Regions from separate parts of the Homo sapiens genome. Here region 2 is linked to region 1. Evidence: chromatin loops called from intact Hi-C (ENCODE). Cell type or tissue: sigmoid colon. All regions are shown on one strand. Links, peaks and the distances in the headings refer to the core of each region. The heading gives the core; the rest is flanking DNA. Region 1 has its middle 25 kb from the start of RPL39L. Region 2 holds the start of LINC02043 (long intergenic non-protein coding RNA 2043).

The links. A loop is a pair of places that touch in the nucleus more often than their neighbours do. Peaks named below come from ENCODE experiments on the same cell type or tissue, not always from the same donor. Only the 100,000 strongest peaks of a DNase experiment are listed, where the experiment ranks them.
Region 2: it touches region 1 in a loop (4-fold over the local background); 2 of 110 quality-filtered maps call a loop at or near these places.

Annotation. Positions count from the first base shown.
Region 1 is chr3:187,158,468-187,169,720 of GRCh38, forward strand. No RefSeq gene overlaps it. Among named protein-coding and RNA genes, the nearest start is that of RPL39L, 25 kb to the left of the region's middle. In sigmoid colon, for the core only: a CTCF peak has its summit at 6,782 (motif pointing left); no DNase peak of the experiment used is centred there.
Region 2 is chr3:186,822,435-186,833,687 of GRCh38, forward strand. LINC02043 (long intergenic non-protein coding RNA 2043) reads right to left here and starts at 3,087. Exons shown (of 4, transcript NR_125409.1): 1 at 2,873-3,087; 2 at 2,008-2,278; 3 at 1,111-1,187. It also overlaps the pseudogene MCF2L2P1. RefSeq lists a silencer at 4,920-5,159. In sigmoid colon, for the core only: no CTCF peak of the experiment used is centred there; DNase peaks (open chromatin) are centred at 4,813, 5,137 and 5,421; H3K4me3 peaks cover 1,404 bases; H3K27me3 peaks cover 1,317 bases.

The DNA.
Region 1 (11,253 bases), core at 5,464-7,963:
CTCTTTTATAAGAGCACTAATCCCATTTATAAGGACTCTACCCTCATGACCTAATCACCTCCTAAAAGCCCCATCTCGTATCCTTACAGTGAGGATTAGGTTTCAGCATAACTTTGGGGGCGAGTGGGGGACAAAAACATATAAGCTATAGCAGTAGATATTTATCTTACTGCACATTTCCTGTTGAATATCTAGTATGGTGACTCTTCTCTGGCCTTTGTCCTAGCAGTGAGCACTTCTAGTCAGATAAGTGGTATTATCTCATAGCCTAGGTAAAGGATGTCTTTTTCCTGGGTTCCCTGTTCCCTGTGTGATGCATATTATCACATCTTTTATTGTCTCACTAGATCCCATCTCATTTGTGAGCCACCTAAAAATTCCCTGTTATCAGAAACACACTTGATGTACGCTGAGTCTTTGCCCAACAGTGGACTTCAATGTTTCCTACCTTCTAGGAATGCCTGAAATGAAACCACACAGAGACACTTTACATGGTGATATTGGAAGCAAAGCCTTGCAATCTGCCTGTCCTGAAGAGATTGCTCCTTTGCAAAATTCTTTTTTGGCTGTTGATGGTAGTTCTCAGGAACTACCATTTCCCATTGGATAGCGCCTTGCCTCACTGGGCATTGCTGCTGGTCTCCTGGGTGCCACAACTCCCACTGGGATTGGTGACCATGATGCAGTGGGGCTGTCATATGACAGAACTCCTTGGCATTCTATGGGAGAGAACATCCCTCTCTTTTGGGTGTTGTATTTGGCCACTGGGCACCATGACCATGATATTGTGCCTCAGTGTTCCACATGGTATCTAGCAAAATCGTTCTTTAATTTTCATTCTAGTTTCCATCCCAACCCTGTTCCCAGGACACATGACAAACAGCATGTTATACTCAGAATGGCCCCTTCCCATCTGATGTCACTGGGTTATCAAGTTCTTCTGCCCAAACTTCTCCCGTTTTTCATGCTCACTGCTTTTAATGAGCTCGTTTAGCCAATTCACTATTTACCCAGAGATCTACTAACATAAGGTATAGATTCTGATACCAGGCCCCCATTTTTAGTTCATCAAGGCAACTGACTCCTTAGAGGTCACCTGGGAGAGGATAATGTCCAGGTGTGTAGGCAAAGAGTTAAGGGGAGTGTTTGGCTGATTCATTCATTAATCAATCCCGTCTAGTTCTTCTGTAGTTTGGGGCAAACTTCTCTGTTTGGTGGGATGGTTCCTGAGCCCTCACTAACTTCGTAACTTCACCTTCTGCTAAAGGTGGCCATGGGCTGAGCTCTCTAGTGCTCAGCAGGATGATGGCGTGGCTCTGACAAACAGAGCTTACTGCCTGGGAATAGGTGCTCAAATGAGATGGAGCTTGAAGAAGTCAGGCTAGGCAGAGGGTTTTGTTTTAATTTCATCCCAAAAGGTGACAGACGGTTGTGAGCTACTCTTCAATCCTCCACACATCCCTGTGACCCTCCTCAGGGTTGCCTCCTGCCTTGGCACTTACGGCAGATCCAGGTCTCAGGCAGACATGTTGTAACTACCCAAGGGGTTCACTTTGCCTGCTGCCTAGACAGAGCCAATTTCTCAAGACAGCGGAATTGCCATAGAGAAAGAGTAATTCACACAGAGCCAGCTGTGTGGGAGACTGGATTTTTATTATTACTCAAATCAGTCTCCTAGAACATTCAGGGAGGAGAGTTTTTAAGGACAACTTGGGAGGTAAGGGGAAGCCAGTGAGCCAGGAGAGCTGATTGGTCAGGGATGAAATAATAGGCAGTCGAAACTGTCTTCTTGCACTGAGTCAGTTCCTTGATGGGGGCCACAAGATTGGATGAGCCAGTTTATTGATCAGGGTGGGGCCAGCTGATCCACCACGTGCAGGGTCTGCAAAATATCTCAAGCACTGACCTTAGGAGCACTTTAGGGAGGGTCAGAATCTTGTAGCCTCCAGCTGCATGACTCCCAAACCATAATTTCTAATCTTGTGATTAATGTTAGTCCTACAAAGGCAGTCTGGTCCCCAGGCAAGAAGGAGATCTGCTTTGGGAAAGAGCTGTTATCATTTTTGTTTTAAACTACAAATTATAAACGAAGTTTCTCTCAAAGTTAGTTCAGCCTACAGCCAAGAATGAACAAGGACAGCTTGGAGGTTAGAAGCAAGATGGAGTCGAATCAGTTAAGTTAGATCTCTTTCACTGTCTCAGTCATAATTTTGCAAAGGTGGCTTTGCTGTCAGTCTGGCAGCTTTATATCAGGGTGAGATCCATAGAACTACAGATTTCACTGTGAGTGGGAGCTCTGTACTGAGCTGCCTGGTTGTCACCAAAGCAAAGTTCCTTGCTTCTTTTTTCTCTTTCTTCTACATTATTCCTCTTCCTCCATTAAAAAAAAAAATTTCTTTTCTTCTTTGTCTCCCTTATCTCCATTTCTCTTTTCTTCTTTGTTTCTAAGAGTTCTGTATCTTCCCTTCTCTGTCTTTTTTCAATTCATTTGACACACATTAGCTGTATCTATGTAACAGGGTGTGTATTAGGTGATGGGTATATAAAGGTGAGTAAGATGAGATCCTGTTTTCCTGTAACCTAGTTCATTGTTGGCATCAGAACTACAACCCACAAAATAAAAAGAATCATTAAGAGAGTGTGGCATTTCAGGTGCTTTATGTACATTCTTGAGTTTAATTGTCCTAAAAAATTAGTAAAGTAAGCATTTCATTTAATGGATGAGAAAAGTGAGGCTCAGACAGGGTCGCAATTAGACAGCGGGTGGACAAAGCCCCTGCATCTTGTTTCTAACCCAACCCTTTCTCATTTGCTCTTCTCTTTTTTCTGTTTGTTATTCCCATTCCGCTTCCTTCTTCTCCTTAACACCCACTCCTGTTATCTACACTTTTTCAAGCCCCTTTAGTTCATCAAGGCAACTGACTCCTAAGAGGTCCCTTGGGAGGGGATAATGTCCAGGTGTGTAGGTAGAGAGTTAAGGGAAGAAATTTTCCCTTTCAAATTCTCCCTCTGTGCTTCTGTTTCTCTAGCTTCCTGTTTCTCCCTGGCCTTTTGTCTCCACATTCTGAATTCTCTCCTCCTATTTCATGCTCTCTGCCCTTTTCTCTCTTTCTTTTCTCTTCCTTTCTCCCTTTGGTTCTTTCTGGTATTCTTAGACTGTCTTTTTTCTTCTCTCCTTTCTTCATTCCACTCTATCTCACTTATCTCAAGGACTCTCCCTCCCCCTTCCCCAAGTCTCTCTTTGTCTCTCAGTCTTTCTGACTCTGTCTCTTGCTTTCTTCTTTCTCCATTCCTGCCCTTCCTACCTCTGCTTCCCCTAGTGGCTTTCTTCTTGCTCTTCTGTTCCTTGCTCTTTCCACCCTGGCCAAGAAGGACAGTGAAGTTCTGTCCTTTCTTTTTTTTTTTTGCTCTCTCTCCCCTTTATTTCTTCCTATTGTTCTTGTTTCTGACTGTTCCTTGGCTTCTCTTCTTCTTTTTATTACTCTTTCTCCCTCTGTTTCTCCCTCTGAGTCTCTGCTTTATTTTTTCTAAAGATTCCCTCTTATTTGTGCTCCTTTTTTTGACCCTCCTTTCCTCCTTCCTTCCGTCTTCCCTTTTGCCCATTTATCACTATTATATTTTCTTCCTTCCTCTCCATCCACTTTCCTCTCCCCGTTTTCCTTTCTTACTTTCTCCCCTGCTGTGATCTGCCATCTCCTCCAGCCACCCTAGCCAAAAAAACAGTGAAGTCCTGTAGCTGCTACCTCCTTCTTTTGGGCTTGTGGGTTTATGAAGCTGGGACATTTTTCCTGTTCCGGGGCCTCTCCCTCGGCTGCTCCCCTCTGGGCAGTGTTAATAGGTCCAGGCTTGCAGGGGGATGACCTTGGCCGTCATACTCACAATGCTGAGAGAGGCCAAAGAAGTCAGGACCCCACCCCCAGGGAGAGGGATCATCTTGAGGAGCATCCAGAGTGGGGCCTCCTTGCTGCATGAAGTCAGAGTCCATGTGGAGCAAACTGTTTTTCCCTTAACTCCTCCTCTCTCCTCCCTCACATGTGCAAAGGCACCCCCTTGAAAAATCCTGGTAATGGTGAATTTTATGAGGGAGCAGCTGCCATGGTCGTGCTCTCTCAGGCCTCTGAACTTTGAGTTACCCAGCTCTAATATTGATCAGGCAGCCTCAAAGAACCGTTTAGCTTGGCCTTATGTAGGCAACAAGAAGATTCGAGTCTGCTTGCATTCTCTTTGCAATGATTCCTGAATACTCTTGCTTATACCTCCTTCTAGGGAGTGACTATGTATGTGGTCAGTGAGTATTCTCCATTCCGAATGCATATTTAGCTGAGGCTGAGAGGAGGCCCTGTTGTGGGTAGGTCCTGTGCTGTGTATCCCACATTGCCCATGTCTCAGCTGAGGTGGTCTTCCTGATATAGCTGCTTCTTGGGTTAGGTATCCATTAAGCCAGAAAAATTATGATTGCTAATGTGAGCCCATCAGGATGGGCACAGTGGCAAATTCTGGGACCATATGAGTAATCTACCTATGGCTGAGCCCGAACCTATAGCCAGTGCTTTCTCTGATAGGCTCTGTGCATGCTGCTAGGATTGTGTGATGCTGCACCTCTATCTAGATGAATGAAGGCTATAAGGGAAAGCCACAAGTGACTCCTGGAGTCAGAGTTGAGAGAGAAAAATTGTTTCTGGGAGAATCAGGAAAGCTTCCGGGAAAAGATGGCTTTTGAGCTAGCCCCTGAAAGTTGGATTTGCTTTAACAGTTAGAGATGGGGAGAGAAGCAGTGGAGGTCTCTTGGAGGTTTTGTTAAAGCTGGTCAGTAGATCCTAGGCTTTGCTGGGTAGGAAAATTCTGATCCATGAAATTAATAGGCCGGGCACAGTGGCTCATGCCTGTAATCCCAGCATTTGGAGAGGCTAAAATGGAAGGACCACTTGAGCCCAGAAATTCAAGACCAGCCTGGGCCACATAGGGAATATTTTGTATTTTGTCACTATAAAAATAATAAAAAATATTAGCAGGCATGGTGGTGCACACCTGTGGTCCCAGCTTCTTGGGAGGCTGAGGTGGGAGGGTTGCCTGAATCCAGGAGGTTGATGCTGCAGTCAGCCATGATCATGCCGCTGCACTCTAACCTGGGCAACAGAGTGAGACCCCCTCTTAAAAAAAGAAAGAAAGAATGAAATTAATAGGTGTGTAGTATGAAGTAGGGATGAAGTACCAAGGGAATTTCTGGGCTCATAACTTGAAGGTAGAAATCTGTAGGTGCTTGGAAGGTAGGAGTCCTGGGCGAGGTTGTGGCTTGTTTAGTCGCAATGGGCTGCAGCGAGAATATGGTGATGTCAGAGTAAGATGCCAAGGTGTGGCTTGCCTATAGTCATTAAAAGCGTGGGCTTCAGAGTCAGACCAGCCTACGTAGCATTTTCGTGCTGTGTGGGTTTGGTCAAGTTCTCTTTGAGTTTGTTTCTTTATCCTTTAAGTGGCTATAACCATGGAATTTACCATGTAGGTAATTATATTAAGATTAAATGAGATAATGCATATCAAGCACTTAGCATGGTGCTCGTACATAGCAGTTGCTCAATAAAGCTTGTCTAGCATTAAGTTATATAGATTATTGATTTTTTTGCAGCATACTTTATCACTCAATAATTATATAGTAACCTAACATTGTTTCATAACTATGTTTACAATGATTACATTGTTGCTTTCCATGACTTTCTATTTTTTTTATTTTTATTTTTAGCTATACCTGCTGGAATGGGACAACTTTCTATCCCATCTTCCTTCAGTCAGATCCCCTCAGCTGCCCACCCCTGCCCTCACCCTGAGCCTTTCTGCTCTATTCTGATGGTTTTCTCAGGTTCTGGGAAGGGGTTTATTCATTTACTTTTCTTTCAGGCCCTCTTTTCACATGTGACTAGTCGGTCAAGACTTTGTGCAATCTTTTCCCATCTGGATCGTTTCCTGAAAAAAATGTTTTTAAGTTTCTGGTCCATTCATGACACTATTCCTTGTTGTTCGGGGTATTACAGATGATTACTCAATATTTTTGAACTTTTTGGTGTTTTTATAAAGTTTGGGTGGAAAAAGAGCTAAGAGTGAGGGCTCCAAAGTACGTTTTGACATGGACAACTTGGTAAGTTCCCTGCCCCAGTGTGTAGGCCCAAGGGGGTGGCAATTAGGATTAAGCGTCTGACAATCCTGATTTCCACAGAAGCCCCACTTCCTGCTCAGAAAGCGTGTTCTCCTGCGGCTCACCTCCTCACGAAGTTCCCAGTGGCCCTACAGGACACACGGGCTGTCTCCCTGGTAACAGTTAAGCCCTCACTCCTTGACCTATCAGTCCTTTTATAACTTAGGCCAAGGTTTAAATTTTAGCTAAAATTATTACTGCATTCCTCCAGAAGAAACTCATTGTGTGGACATACTGAGATTTATCTAATCGATTGAATCTCCATAGATTTATCTAATCTGTTGAACATCTCCATCAGTTTTGATAACTAATGATAGTTGTCAAAATTCCTGTTTTACCTTTAAAAATAAGAGCTGAAACAATAGCCAGTGGGGACTACTAGAGCGGGGAGGGAGGGACAGCGGCAAGGGTTGAATAATTATTGGGTACTATGCTCAGTACCTGAATGATGGGATCATTTGTACTCCAAACCTCAGCATCAAACAGTATACCCAGGTAACAAACCTGCACATATCTCCCATGAATCTAAAATAAAAGTTGAGAAAAAAAAAAAAAAATTCTTACCACGTTAAATAAATAAAGAGCTGGATTTGCTGCCCCCTTGTGTCTTAGAACAGCCATAACAACATCATCATTTGTATCCTTTCTTATTCCTTACCAGCTCGGGTTTCACCTGGCCTGATTGCTCAAATTACACCTCGGGGGTTAGGAGACCACATCTCTCAGTTGCAAAGAGCTCTCCTAAGGGAAAGGCTTTTATTACCAGGACCAAGTTCAGCTCTGTCTGACTGCTAAGGTTTGAATCATCAGAACAGAAAGAAATTTGGCATGGAACAGATTTACCAAGATACAGTTAGCAGGTACTCAGGTACCAAAAAAGATGTATTTTATAATATCACTAACTCAGATACCAAGCGCTACTCAGAAAGCAGGCTAGGAAAATTCATTTTAATGGATGTTTCATTCTTTTATTTACCTGATGTTACTGAGTGCCAGACACCGTTCTTGGCATTAGAAAACAAAACTGAAGAAATACAATAAGCAAATAGGCAAACAACTACTGCAATATAATGCTAGTTAGTGATAAGTACTAACATGAAAATGAACTAATGGTAAATAAATAGAGGGTAATAGGGTGATTTATGGAAACCACTCAGAGGGTGACATGCAGAACTGTGAATGAAGTAACAGCAAGACATGGGAAGGTCCAGGGAAGAGTGTAGGTAAAAGAAACTGCAAGGGCAAAAGTGTTGAGGTGGAAAGAGTCTGGTATGTTTGAAGAACAGCAAGAAAGTCAGTATGGTAACAGCAGAGTGAGGGAGGCTGAAGTGGCAAGAGATGAGATGGAAAGATAGGTAGACCTTGTATGTATGATGAGAAAATTGGATATTACTCTGAAAGTGATGTGAATCCATTGGAGAATTGAGCAGGGGAGCAGTATGATTTAAATTATATTTCAAAGCTGTCATTCTGACTGCTGGGCAGAAAAATGAATCTAGGTGACAAAAAGGGAAATAGGATGGTAAAATAGAAAATTATTGCAGACAGAAATATTCCCATCACCCTAGAATATAGACTGCCCCAAGACAGAGTTCTTTATTGCTTAGACCTTTGTGTCTTAGGTTAGTGATCACTGGAGTTAGTGTGGGTCATGAAGTTGATGAGAAGCCCTACTGGGCCAGGGCTCTCTTTTCCTTCTCTTGTTACCACATAAAATTTGTATGGGATTCAGTTGACCTTTTTAAAGAAGGATGAAACTCCTGGTTGAAAATTGAGCTCTGGTAGCTGATGAGATGGCATGTAGGCACTCCCCCAGGGTAGATGACCTGCTTAGGAGAGGTGAGGACACTGACACAATGGCTGGACAGCAGGTGAAGGAAAAGCTGGGGAGGGGACATGTGCCCTCACCTATTCTTAAATAAATATTTTGGGATAAGGAGTCTTGTCTTAAAGCTCCTCACATAGACAAAAAGAAGTGAAGGAACTGGAGAATGGGGTGGAGTAGGATGTGGAAGTAGGATGACTAGAAGGTACAGAATTACCATCTTCAGATATCTGAAGGACTATTTTTTTTTTTCACAGAAGGATTAGCATTGTTTTCTCAGCCTCCCGATACAGAGAAGAATTAAAAAGGCGGGATAATATTTACAACCTGTATTAGTCTGTTCTCACACTGCTAATAAAGACATACCCAAGACTGGGTAATTTCTAAAGGAAAGAGGTTTAATAGACTCACTGTTCCACATGGCTAGGGAGGCCTCACAATCATGGCGGAAAGCAAACGAGAAGCAATGGCACATCTTACATGGCAGCAGGCAAGAAAGCACGTGCAGGGAAACTCCCATTTATAAAACCATCAGACCTCATGAGACTTATTCATTTACTTGAGAATAATATGCGGGAAACCACCTCCACGATTCAATTATCTCCACCTTGCCTCACCCTTGACACATGGGGATTATTACAATTCGAGGTGAGATTTGGGTGGGGACACAAGCAAACCATATCACAACCCAAAGCAAGAGAGTAATTTCCATCAGAGCGGCTAATGGTAAGGTAGGCTGCCTTGTGGAATGAGGTTCCATTACTGTAAGCATTCAAGCAACAGTGGGAGGCCTGTGGGTGAGTGTGCCAGACTCCCAGATGGCACCCAGGGATCCTTGCCTCCTGGTGTTCATACCTTGTTTAGTGAATAGCATTAACTATGTAACCAATAAGATACTGCAGAAATGACAGTGTTACTTCTGGTACTAGGTTATAAAAGACATTGTGGTTTCTACCTCCCTGGTATTTAGATTATTGCCTCTGGAAAAACCAGTCTTCATGTCAGGAGGACGCTCTAGCAGCTTTTTGAAGAAGCCCATGAGATTAGAAACCTGAGGCCTCTTAACAACAGCCAACAATGCAAGTGAGCTGTTTTAGAAATGGATCTTCCGACTCCAGTCAAACTCTCAGGTCATTATGACCCTGGTCAACATCTTAACTGCATCCCGATGAGAGACCCTGAGCACAACTGACTCAGTTAAGCCATGTGTTAATTCCTGACCCACAGAAACTTTGAGATAATAACTGCTTTGGGTGAATTAAGCCAAGTTTTAGGACAACTTTTTATGTAGCAATAGATAACTAATTTTGTGCCGTACAAGAAATTCACACTTCAGCTGGAACTGAAATCAAATGGCTTTCTGAAGCCCTTTTTAGCCCAGATCTTTGGTTTTTGACAGTCACTTTATTGGAAAAGAAGTGAAGTTAGACTCAGCTCCCGGCCATCCTTAAGATATATTTGCCTCTTTTCTCTCTAGCTAATTTTAGCAATCCTCCGGAGCACTGGGCAGCCAAATGTTTCAGCTACCTGGACAGGGCCCAAGGCTGGCTTTCGAGAGATGCCATTACATTATAGACTTTATCACTTATGTGTTGCTACAGAGCTCATATTGAATAATTCTCTAGACACTGAGAATAGACAATCTCATTAAGTTTTTAAAAATAACGCCATGGATGTATATACAAATTAGGTGCTTATATGTAATACATACATACATATAAATACATATTTACATGTGGATATACCTTTTTAGGCATATATGCATTTAATCAAATAACTCACATGTTATATATGTATGCATAAACAAAATAATCTATATAGACTTGACTTACTAGAAATCTGACATTTCTAAAAGTCATCACAGAGACCACATTCACCTCAAGAGCTGGACAAATACTACCAAATGAACTAAAGCCGCTGCTACTGTCTTACTAACTAATAACTTATCAGTTTTACTTGAAGGAGAAGAATAGTCATTAAAGGTCCTCGAACCCTATAAACATCTCTACCACTGTGGGAGCCTATCGAAATTTTTGTATAATTTTTCTGATTGATGGTCAATTGTAAATACCAATTTAATGCTTGTCTCTGTACTGTGGTCCCCCCTTATACATGGGAGATACATTCCAAGATCCTCAGTGGATACATGAAACTGCAGATAGTACTGAAACCTAAATATACTACGTTTTTTCCTATACACACATACCTATGATAAATTATATGATATATGATAATTTATAAATTACACAGAGTGGGCAGAGTGTGGTGGCTTACGCCTGTAATCCCAGCACTTTGGGAAGCCAAGGTGGGCAGATCACAAGGTCAAGTGATTGATACCATCCTGACCAACACGGTGAAACCCCATCTCTACTAAAAATACAAAAATTAGCTGGGTGTGGTGGTGCATGCCTGTAGTTCTACTCAGGAGGCTGAGGCAGGAGAATCGCTTGAACCTGGGAGGTGGAGGTTTCAGTGAGCCGAGATCGCGCCACTGCACTCCAGCCTGGGTGACAGAGCAAGACTCCATCTCAAAAAATGAAACAAACAAACAAACAAACAAAACTTACACACAGTAAGAAATTAACAATAATAAAATAGAACAATGATTAGATATACTGTAATAAAAATTATGTAAATGTGGTCTCTCTTTCTCAAAATATCTTATTGCTCTGTGTTCACCTATTTTCAAACCATGGTTGACCATGAGTAACTGAAACCATGGATAGCAAAACCTTGGATAAGGGGGGAGCTCATGTACTAAGCACCCCAGAAGGATGTGCAGACCACCTCTGCCTTTGGTTTATGTGGAATGTCACCCCCAGCAAAACCCATCTTGTGCTAACAACACACAGTTATGGTGTTTCTGTAAGAAACCTTAACTTGTCCTGAGAATTTGAAGAGGAATCCTTCCGCTTCCAGAGATCTTTGTTATTCGCTCTCATGACCTATCTATCTTGGCATGATGTGATGGTTGTATGAATGCCAGCAAATCACTATAGACTCTAAGTTCACTGACAGCAGAGTCTGCCTTCTTTGTAAATAAATACTTTACTCTTACCACACATACTGAAATATAGTAGAGTTCAACAAATGTTTCTTAAATGATGAGGGGTCTTTTGGTCTTATATAGTTCAGGTGGTTGGGGTATGGAGTAAAGGATTTAAATATTTGGCCAATCAAATTAAAAAGGGAAGCTGTCCTGGATTTGTTTTAAGTGATGATCCAGGGCAGAGGATTTGCT
Region 2 (11,253 bases), core at 3,897-6,396, 340 kb before region 1:
TGGGAGGCTGAGGCAAGAGAATCACTTGAACCTGGGAGGCAGAGGTTGCTGTGAGCTGAGATCATGCCACTGCACTCCAGCCTGTTGACACAGTGAGACTTCGTCTCAAAAACAAACAAACAAAAAAGTTGATGTAACCAAGGTATTTGTTAAGGCCTGTGTGCTTGAATTTGTTTTTTGCTGGTGTATGTATGCATGTTTGCTTTGTTTTGATTTCTATGGACATTATCTAGGTATTTATGATGATTTCCATTGCCTAGGATGAAGACATCTGCAGCCAAAACTCCCTGAAAAGTTAGTAACAGTAGCATACCTGAAGTGACTGGTGCTATTCTGAGGCTGTTACTCTTTTTTTGAAACAGGGTCTTGCTCTGTCGCCCAGGCTGAGCGCGATGACATGATTTCGGCTCACTGCAGCCTTGACCTCCCAGACTCAAGCAATCCTCCTGCCTCGGCCTCCCAATGTGCTGGGATTACAGCACAGGCCACCACACCCGGCTAATTTTTAAAGTTTTTTTTAGAGACGGGGTCTCCCTATGTTGCCCAGGCTGGTCTCAAACTCCTGGGCTCAAGAGATCCTCTTGCCTTGACCTCCCAAAGTGTTGGGATTACAGGTGTGAGCCAACACATCTGGCTGGTTATTACTCGTATTACTAGCAAATGTTATTTATTGAGTTTCTATGGTGTACTAGACACTGTTCTTTTTTTTTTTTTTTGAGATGGAGTCTCGCTCTATCCCCCAGGCTGGAGTGCAATGGCACAATCTCGACACACTGCAACCTCTACCTCCCAGGTCCAAGCGATTCTCCTGTCTCAGCCTCCCAAGTAGCTAGGTTTATAGGTGCCCGCCACCATGCCAAGCTAATTTTTGTATTTTTTTTTAGTGCAGACAGGGTTTCACCATGTTGGCCAGGCTGGTCTCGAACTCCTAACCTCAGGTGATCCACCCATCTCAGCCTCCCAAAGTGCTGGGATTACAAGCGTGAGACACCCTGCCTTGGCCAGACACTGTTCTTGATGTACATTTTGCTAATCCTTCCACTAAATCTCCAAAGTAGATATCATTGTCTTCACTTTAGAAATAAAAAAATGATGCTTATGACCACCTACCAGCAAATCTTGATGCGCCAGGGACTGGGGGGAATAATCATTGACTAGCTGGCTATTATGAGTCACAGTTTCCATTCCTGCAAAATGAGAATTTTTTTGACTTAGGGGTGGGGTGTTCTCTAAGCTTTTTGCCTGATTCTAATTCTTCTGCTAGAAGCTGTGGGTTTACAGAGGTGAAAAAGATAGCCCTTCCACCAAACATATATTCTATTATATATATCTTATCTATATATATTATATATATTCTATTATATGTATCTTATCTATACATATTATATATTCTATTATATATATCTTATCTCTATATATTATATATATTCTATTTATCTTATCTCTATATATTATATATATTCTATTATATATCCCTTCCACCAAAAATATATTCTTTTATATTAATAAAATATAAACCCAGGGTCCAATGGAAAAGACTTAAGGGCAGACACAGAGTGGGATGTGGTTTGTGTTAGGAGAGGGCTGAAGGGACATCATGGCAGGCATTTGTGTGACCTCCCACAAAACACCCTCCTCCACTCTGACCTCACTTTGTTCTTCCTTCCCTTTGTCCTTATTATTTCCTTTCTGCTTCTCTTTCTTTTCTGTCTCCCTCTGCCCTGCCCTAGAACGGTGCCTTTCTAATTGTGGGTTATAACACATTATTAGTAGGTCATAAAATCAATTCAGTGGATGTGGACCAGCATTTTAAAAAGGGAATTAATAGAATATAAACTCCTTAAAAGGCGTCACTCATACTCAGGATAATACTGCTGTGTAAAATTTGTTTTAATATGTGTCAGCATGTGTACACTGTGTCAAGATGTAACACTTACATCCTATTTTAAGACCCTGCTGTAGACTAAACCAGGACCCCCATGGTGCTCCAGGCGTCCCCACCCTCACCTGTGGCACCAGGAGCTCCTGCTGTCACTGGCCCAGCTGGGTCCTGTGTCTTTCTCTGCGTTGTCAGGGCCTGCGCTGGCAGTCCACCTACAGGGAGGTGGAATCCGGGGCTTGACGGCACTGGGAGGATCCTTCATCTTTCCAGGCTCAAGCAAATCCTCGCCTGGAGGCGGGGAATGGGCTAGATGACCCCTGAAACAGTCCAGTCCAGCATCTGAGAGCTCCTCTGGGTCCAGCCCTGTGCCGCCTTTCCACGCTTCCCTGCAGGGCCCTGGGGAGAGCAGAGAAAGCAGCTGCCAGCTCCAGGCAGTCATTTTACCCCAGGTGCCACTTACCCTGCGGAGGGGCTGGAACCAGCTAATCATTTTACCCCAGGTGGCACTTACCCTGCGGAGTGGCTGGAGCTTCTCAGGTTTTTCAGTTCCTGTGTCACCTCCCAGCCCTGCCCACCACATGCTGTGGGTGTCTATGGCTGACGAACGCCCCTGAGCCAGGCCAACCCCCAGCCTCCCAGTGGGTGGCTCTGTGGTCCCTGGCAGCCCCGGCATCATCCGGAGCACAGAGGCCATGGACACTCAGGGGATGGTCAAGGTCGTAGCTCCCTCCGTTCTTCCGTTCCTCCCTCACAGAGCTTTCAGCAAGATAGATGGTCATTCTTCTGTCCTCACTGCTCCCGGCATAAGGGGACCCCAGGGCTGGATGACTTCCCTAAAGAGGAATCTCTCAGGGTTTCCTGCAGCCGCTCCCAAGTCCCGTCTGGAGGATGAAGGTGGCGGACACATCCCTGACGCAGTTTCTCCTCTGCCCTCCACCCCTCACCCATCCCACCTCCTGGACTAGGAACTCAACCAGGACTTGCTTCAACCTGAGAAGATGGTGTCCAGCCCCCTTGGAGCCTGCCAGCATCCGGCGGGATTTCAGAGGGGCCTCCAGGGAGGCGCTGCCCAGCTGCCCCCAGTGTTGCTCACACAGCCCCCACTGATCTGCTCTGGGGAGGCCACGGCCCCAGAACGCGGCTTGTGGGGGGCCTGGGGCAGCAGGCCGGGAGACGTCACTTGTCCGCTGCCTGCTCACCCAGATAACTGCAGCTCCCTCCACTGCCGCCTACAGCCCTCCCGCCATGCCTCTGCCCAGAAGGCCCTCCCTCTCCAGTCCTGTCCGCCCCTCAAGGCCTGCCCAAACCTCCCTGAATTCTCGCCTGAGCAGACACTTTCCTAGCACGGCTCCCGCCGCGTGGATTACTCAGCCGAGCCTCAGTCTGGGGCTGCCCTGTGCTGGGAGCTTTATGCAGATGCTCGGCTCCCTACCCTGGCTTGTGAGCCGTGTGGCGCAGAAACCGCATCTCACTCAGAGCGAGGGTAAAGAGCAGCAGGGCTGGAGAAGCCAGCTGCCCTGCCACAGGCCAAGAGGACTTGGCCAAGTGACCATTGCTGTCTGTTTCCCCAACTGTAAAGGGGGCTGAGACCCTTACAGGGTTGTGAGGCTTAAACTTTGACAAACGCCTACCATCCCACCAGGCACAGGGCAGTTGCTGAGTATTTGGCGGTGGCTGCTGTTCCCCACAGTGTCCAACACCTCCCGGGGATGTAACAGGTGCACCACGGGCAAGACTGATGGGTTTATCAGTTCACTGCGGAGAGAGGCAGGGATGGATGCACTTGCTTGTTCCTCTTATTTTCCCTTATGGGGAGCAGTGACACTTGGCAGAGGCTGCCAGGGAGATGGGAAATGGACATTAATTACGGGAAAGAAAAGGAGGCAAGAAGGGGAGGAGGGTGGGAAATAGACAGGGGAGGAAGAAGGGACGGAGGCATGGTTAGAAGACAGGCAAGCAAAAAAGACGACTGTTTTCTTGGACGAACAGGGAGGTAGGGCCATGAAAAGCATGTGGACGCTTCTTCTCAGTGAATTAAGGCATTTCAGCGCTGGAAAGAGCCTGAAAAAATCAGACTCCCTTCACAGCCCAGCGGAGTGCAGGCCCTGGGAGAGCAGGAGTTAGAGATGGGGAGGACCCCGCCTGCAACAGGCACTGCCTGCTACACCCTGCCATGGGCAGAGGGGCTGTCCTCCCACCCCAGAGAGGCCCCATCCTTTCCTTTCTTTCCCCAAGGCTGCTCCAGCAGGGAGTTTAGCTCCATGGACACCTTTGAAGGCTATGAAGGTGCAGAAGACATGGAAAAGGTGAGCAGCGCTCTGAACGTAATTTCTTTCTTTCTTGTTTATTTCATCTTCTTCCTCCTTCCTATTCATCAGCTCCTCCTGCCTACTGTCCCTCGCCTCCATCCCTCTCCCCCTCTTCAGGATTCTCACCCATAAGGACCTGGTTAAGCCAGGGAACCGAGGTCACTAGTCCTCAAAGTGGCTCTGACCCTGCTAGCCCGGCATGTCCCCACGTGGCTGTCTCCTTGGCGGTGCGCTGGTGTCCGGTCATAACTGGGGCTCCCGCTGAGAGCCCCGTGGCCCAGGTGGGAGGGCTGGGGTGGGCCTCAGCCTGCCAGCGGAAGTCACCACATTGCCCGGCCTGGCCACAGCCTCCAGCAATAACTCTGAGGGTGCACCCGTCCCCCCCCCCGCCCCCCCTTCCAGCTCGCGGGGCCTTTTCCAGTTGGATGACAGTCACGAAACCTGTTCCTCCAAATCCGCTTTCCTGGAGAGGAGAGAAAGCACCCAGGGAGAAAAAGAAGAACGCGATGAGGAAGCAACGTGAGTGTGAGCGAGGAAAACTAAGCGCCTCTGTGGGCCACGGCGTCTCTGACTTTCTTCTCGGAATTGCAGGGCGACCGGCAGCACCAAGAAGGAGCGTGCTGGGGCGTCCACGCCGGCTGACTCCTGCGGGGGCGACGGCTGGTTTCCAGGCGAGGGCGCGGCGCCCGAGGACCTCCACCCCGGAGAGCTGCCCTCCCTGCGGTCGCCCCGGCTCCCCGGCTCCAGAGCGCCCGCATTCCCGAGAGAGGCGATGTGGGGGCCCGGGCCCTGCCCAGCTACGCAGAAAGCAGCCGGGGCCGCGGCGGCGGCAGAAAGGGGACGCCCAGGGCCGCCTCCCGGGAGCCCGAGGGGTGCCCTGCGTGCTCGTCTAGCTCCCGCCGCCCGGCGAAGGACCTCGCGGGACGGGGACCCCTAGTGCGCCTGCGCGAGCGCGGCGGGCGGAGGCAGACGCTCGCGGAGGCCACGCCTCCTAAGGCTCGGCCGAGCCTAGGAGGAGCCGGAGCTGGCTCGGGGCTGCTCCCACCCGCCAGCGCCGGCTGCCCAGCCTGGCAGTGGACCGGGTGTGCAAGCCACTTAGCACCTGACAGGTTAATTCAGAGGGGGTGGTTCCAAGGTAACTGCTGAGAGATTTACGTTTGGATTTGTTAGTTTAAAAATTAGTTTTCCAGTTACCCGGGCTGGAGTGCGATGGCGCAATCTCTGCTCACTGCATCCTCCGCCTCACAGGTTCCTGCAATTCTCCTGCCTCAGCCTCCCGAGAAGCTGGGATTACAGGCATGTGGCACCACGCCCGGCTGATTTTTGTATTTTTAGTATAGATGGGGGTTTCACCATCTTGGTCAGGCTGGTATCGAACTCCTGACCTCAGGTAATCCGCCCGCCTCGGCCTCCCAAAGTGCTGGGATTACAGGTGTGAGCCACTGCGGCCTGCCGATTTTCAGAATTTTCGTCAGAGGTTTGCATCTGTTTAGTTTTTTAGTTATCTTCAGACTTGTCATGTTTTCTTTTCATAAGTTGCAAATTAACTTTTCTGTTTTTAATTTTTACTTACTTAGTTTTAAGGTGTATTTACTTTCAGAATTTCTTAGGTTTAACATTGCTGTCAGTCAGGGTCCAATCACTGAAATAGACCCCACACCAATTATTTTAACAGAAAATTTAATATAAGGAATTGTCACACAACTATTGGAGAACTAAAAAGGCAAAAAAAAAAAAAAAAAGGATGATATTGAGATATCATGGAGATTTCAACTGCAAGAAGCAGCTACTACCTCAAGAGCTAAGGGAACAAAAAGAAGTTGGAATGATCAAAACTCAGAAGTCTGAAGATGGCCCCAGGGCTGGGGTTGTTCTTTGCGGAGGAGACACTGCTCAGAGCCTGGGGTCTGGGAGCTGGATGCAGAACTCGGGAGGGGACATGGCCAGCTCGTGCTGGTGTCTCTGAATGGGCATCATCAGGCTGGTTATGGGAGTGCTGGGAAAATGACAAGCTGGAACCAACTGCTGCTACTGACACCACCTGTCATTCTCAGAGTGGAGACCTGTTGCTAGAACGCTGACAGGAACCCAGGAGCACAGGAAGGAGCCCATCGTGACCCTGCACCACAGAGCAGGGGCGGGGGTGGGGGTGGGGGGCAGGGGGATGTAAAAGCTGAGGACCATCCCAGCACACTTGCTTTGGAGTTACGTAGAGCTCCGTTAGGATTCAGTCAGTTTTGGAATGGTTAGGGGTGATTTCATTTTTTCACTACATGTGGGATCTGGCAGAATCTTCAGTCTCCTGGTCTTGTTTCTGGAATGGAGTGGGTCACGAACACCTCACAGGAGTCTCTCCCAGGAGACTTGAGAGGATCACTTTAGAATTTAAGAAAACAAAAATAACATGTCTCACTTTGTTCACAAAGAAGCCCTTTGACAAAGTGGCCAAAAACGGGCAGAGCCTAAGGAACAGACTCTTAGGGAGGGGTCCTTGGAACAGTATCCTGCAGAGCGTTCCTCTTTCAAATTCTTTAGAATTTTACGCTGTTTTGTGGGGCCACCCTGTCCCACTCCCTTTCCTAACAACACAGTGCCTTTCTTGCTTTGAAGTTGTAAACTGTTTTTTTAATTGTTTGCACAATAAAATAAAGTTCCTCCCAATAAGGGACAGACTCTTAGGGAGGGGTCCTTGGGACAGTATCCTGCAGAGCGTTCCTCTTTCAAATTCTTTAGAACTTTACGCTGTTTTGTGGGGCCACCCTCTCCCACTGCCCTTCCTAACAACACAGTGCCTTTCTTGCTTTGAAGTTGTAAACTGTTTTTTTAATTGTTTGCACAATAAAATAAAGTTCCTCCCAATAAGGGACAGACTCTTAGGGAGGGGTCCTTGGAACAGTGTCCTGCAGAGTGTTCCTCTTTCAAATTCTTTAGAACTTTATGCTGTTTTGTGGGGCCACCCTCTCCCACTGCCCTTCCTAACAACACAGTGCCTTTCATGTTTTGAAGTTGTAGACTGTTTGCATAATAAAATAAAGTTCCTCCCAAATCAATAATCTGTAATCTTAGGTTCTTCTACCTGTATTATCCTTCAGCCCACATTTTTCCATTTGACCATCAGAAAGTTTACATATGTATGTACATATGTATGTACGTATGTATGTATGTACACATTCCCTTTATTCAATACCTATTTCCTGAGCACTCTCCTTCCCTGAGGACGGGTCTGGCACCAGGTAGAGACCAGGGAGGTATGAAGATGAGTGAAGCATTCAGTCCAGTGGGGGAGACAGATGTGGAAACAGAATCACAACACGATGTGGCAAATTCTCTGGGAGCACAGAACACCATCACTGACTCTTCCTGATACAGTCAGGAAGGGGTGACACTGGAACTGGGTCTTACAGGCAAGTGTCTTCTCCTGGTGGAGGATGAGAAGGGCACCCTGGCGGAGGGAATAGCATGAGCTCAGGTACAGGGGCACGGAGGAGCTGTGCATGGCAGGTAGGACGAGTTGATGGGGGCTGCAGGGTTGCAGGGTTCAGAAAGGCACTAAGCTTAAGGGCTGACCCTGGTGCTTGACACATCCTGCCTCATTTGTTCCTGCAGCAAGTCTGCAAGATAGTAGGGAGCAACCTCAGGAGTCCCATGTTTCTCCTAACACAGTTGACATTTCTGGATATCTTAAGCGCCTTCCCAACTTTCTCCTTCTCCCACCCTTATTTTCATTTGTCTATTGAAGATGAGTCCCTCCTTCCTTCGCCTTTTCACTCCTGCTTCTTAAACATATGTAGAGATGAAGGAGGGTTGATACCAGCAAGCTGTGAAACACAGGAGACTTCAGCTGAAAAAGGAGGTGGAGAAGAGCAGAGCAGAGGAGACCAGCTTGTGGGAATGGCTGCATAAGTTCTGCAGACCAGCATGGTGAGGAGTGGGCTCCGGGCATCACCAACCATGACTGCCTCCAACTATATTCAGCAACCATTGTAAGGTCATGAGGATGCCTTTCCCAAAGGGGGAACCTGCTGTAGATCCAACCCAGGTTTGTGAATGTAACAGACTGGAATTTTTAAAAGCACACAGAGCCCTTTGCTGCACTAACAGCAATGGACATGTCTACCAGGTCCAAAAAAAAAAATGGTCCTACACAATCTGCGGTGGTGTATTTTCACACTTTTAATAATACACACCTATGCATTCCGTCTTGGGGTGTGTGTGTCTGTGTGTGTGTGTGTATGTGACTAACTTAACACACTGAACGCATTACAATGCATTAAAAAGTTCTTCAGCAGACTTCTCTGCTTTAGCCTCTGCTATGGTCTAAATGTTTATGTCCCCGCCAAATTCACTTGTTGAAATCCTAACCCCCAGGGTGATGATGGTGTTAGAAGGTGGGGACATAGGGAGGCGATCGGGTCATGAGGGCAGAGCCTTCATGAATGGGATTATTATCCTTATAAAGGAGGAGAGACTTCCTTGCCCCTTCCACTGTGTAAGGGCACAGTGAGGAAGCACCACCTATGGACCGGAAAGAAGGCCTTCGCTACTGGTGTCTTGATCTTGGACTTCCCAGCCTCCAGAACTGTAAGCAATAAGTTTCTGTTGTTGTTGTTGTTTTTCTGAGACTGAGTCTCGCTCTATTGCCCAGGCTGGAGTGCAGTGGTGTGATCTCGGCTCACTACAACCTCTGACTCCTGGGTTCAAGTGATTCTCATGCCTCAGTTTCCCAATTAGCTGGGATTACAGGTGCGCGCCGCCACGCCAGGCTAATTTTTGTATTTTTAGTAGAGAGGGGGTTTCACCATGTTGGCCAGGCTGGTCTTGAACTCCTGACCTCAAGTAGTCCACCCGTCTCGGCCTCCCAAAGTGCTGGAATTACAGGCATGAGCCAGTGCGTCCGGCCAGTTTCTGTTGTTTATAAGCCACCCAGTTCATGGTATTTTCTTATAGCAGCTCAAATGGGCTACAACAGCATCTCTGATTATCCTATAACAATATATCCGTTTCTCTATGGGAATCCATTTCTGTGCGAGAATATGTAAGAACCTCAGATGTTTCATGCCATTGCTGAACAGAGGAGTCTCCTGGGTTCTGGACACTTGCCTTGGGAAGCACATCACTTGGTTCCTCTCAAACGCATTTGACCACTGAATAGCCAGCCACTCACTATGGAAACACAGCCCGAAGCACTCTCAATCTTTTGGACCTCAGCCCTTTTCTGGATCTATGAAAATGTCCATACTGGATGGTGCTGGCAGGTTGCGAAGTGCCCAAACCTCCCACGCTTCACAGGAGGAACCCTCTGCAAATCTTACATGGCAGGTGGGTGACCAGAGGAGCCATTCCAATACCAGTCATTGCTGGATGTTTCTGGGGTGCTGTCCCAGGTGCTGTGGAGCATATCTACTCTGTCTAGTCTGTCTTTCCATTCCAGTCCAGTGGATATTGTGTCTTCTTCTTCAGGTCCTTGTTCACTGTAGCTGCTCAGGAAATAGTTGTGAAATGGATTGTTGTTGTGGTACATTCTTAAAGTCCCTTGAAAGTAAGAAAATAAACGAATGACTCTTCTGTGGGTAAAACTTTGGTCATCTTTTCACTTGTTTAGATGAGAAAGAATACAGAACAATGAGATTATAGTCTCCTAAAACTTTTGGAAAAATTCTTCATGTCCTCTATAGTGTTATAATTTTGCTATTGTCCCCCAAAGGGACTCAGGTAACATGCTTTGGATGGAATGGTGGGATTAAAGGCACCTTTGATTCTGCACATTTGGTGGTGTTGTGAATACAAACTAAACACTAGCTGTGCAGTATGCAATATTTAAAGGAAGTAGAAATCATCCAAATCAGCATTTCCAGAGTTTTTCAGAACAAGCAAGAGAATACAAGAGATCAGCAGTTTTCTCCCTCAAGTTGTTCTATAGGAAAAAAAAAATTTATCCAGGCTCAAAGAAATTCTATAGGAAGGAAATCTGCATACTTTTGCTAACCCCATCATTTCCCAGACTCTTTGAATTCAGTAGGAAGACCGCTTGCTCCACACAGTTATTCAAGGTCCCCAAGATTCTTCTATCTGGGTTTTCCATCATGCCCTAGAACAATGTCTTTATCTGCATGGTCAAAACTGACTTACAGTCGTATCTGTGGTCACAGATAGGGGAAGGGGACTGAGGATTACATGTGCAATATTTTAAGACTCAACCTGCAAGTGGCACACATCACTTTCTCTCACATTCCATTAGTGAAAACTTAATCATGTGGTCACTCCTCCCTTCAAGGAGGGGTAGGAATTGTGGTCCCTAATGGGGAGGCCATTTCTACATTATTTCTGACAGCTACAAGTCTGTTAATGTGTATCATAGTTGTCCCACCAGCCTGCAACAGAGCAGGGGCTAGAAGCCAGGTCTTCCAACTCCTAGTCCAGAGTTCCCATTACCACACTAGTATTTCTGTACAGTAAGTCCTCACTTAATGTTATCAGCAGGTTCTTGGAAACTGCAATTTTAAGTGAAATCATGTATAATGAAATCAATTTTGAAATTTCTCATCAATGTTGTAACTGAGTAACGTTATTTGAGGACCTGCTTACATAATTTTGCTTGAAGTCCAAGTTTCCAAGAACCTATTGATGACATTAAGTGAGGACTGACTGACTGTGTTCAGCCAACATATATGGAGTCCTCCTGTGTGCCAGGCTCTATGTCAATATGAGAGTGGAAAGTCCTACAAAACAGAATCCCCTAATTATATATTTACTCTAGTATCAAGCTTTATTAATGGATAAACGTTCAGATAGCTTTGTAAAGCTATCCCAAATTATCTGATAGCTTTGCATGATGTTCCTTTCATTTGCCAAGAACATACATATTCTTGGTGAGGGATTAACACATATAATGAACAGAGTAGAGAATCCTGAAAGAGATCCCAATGCATTTGAAAAATGGGTATATGAAAAAGTCATTTAAAAAATAGAACCAAAAAGATAAATATACATTAAAAAGGAGGGTGTTGAGTCCACTAACTAAGAATATATATATATATATATATATATATATATATATATATA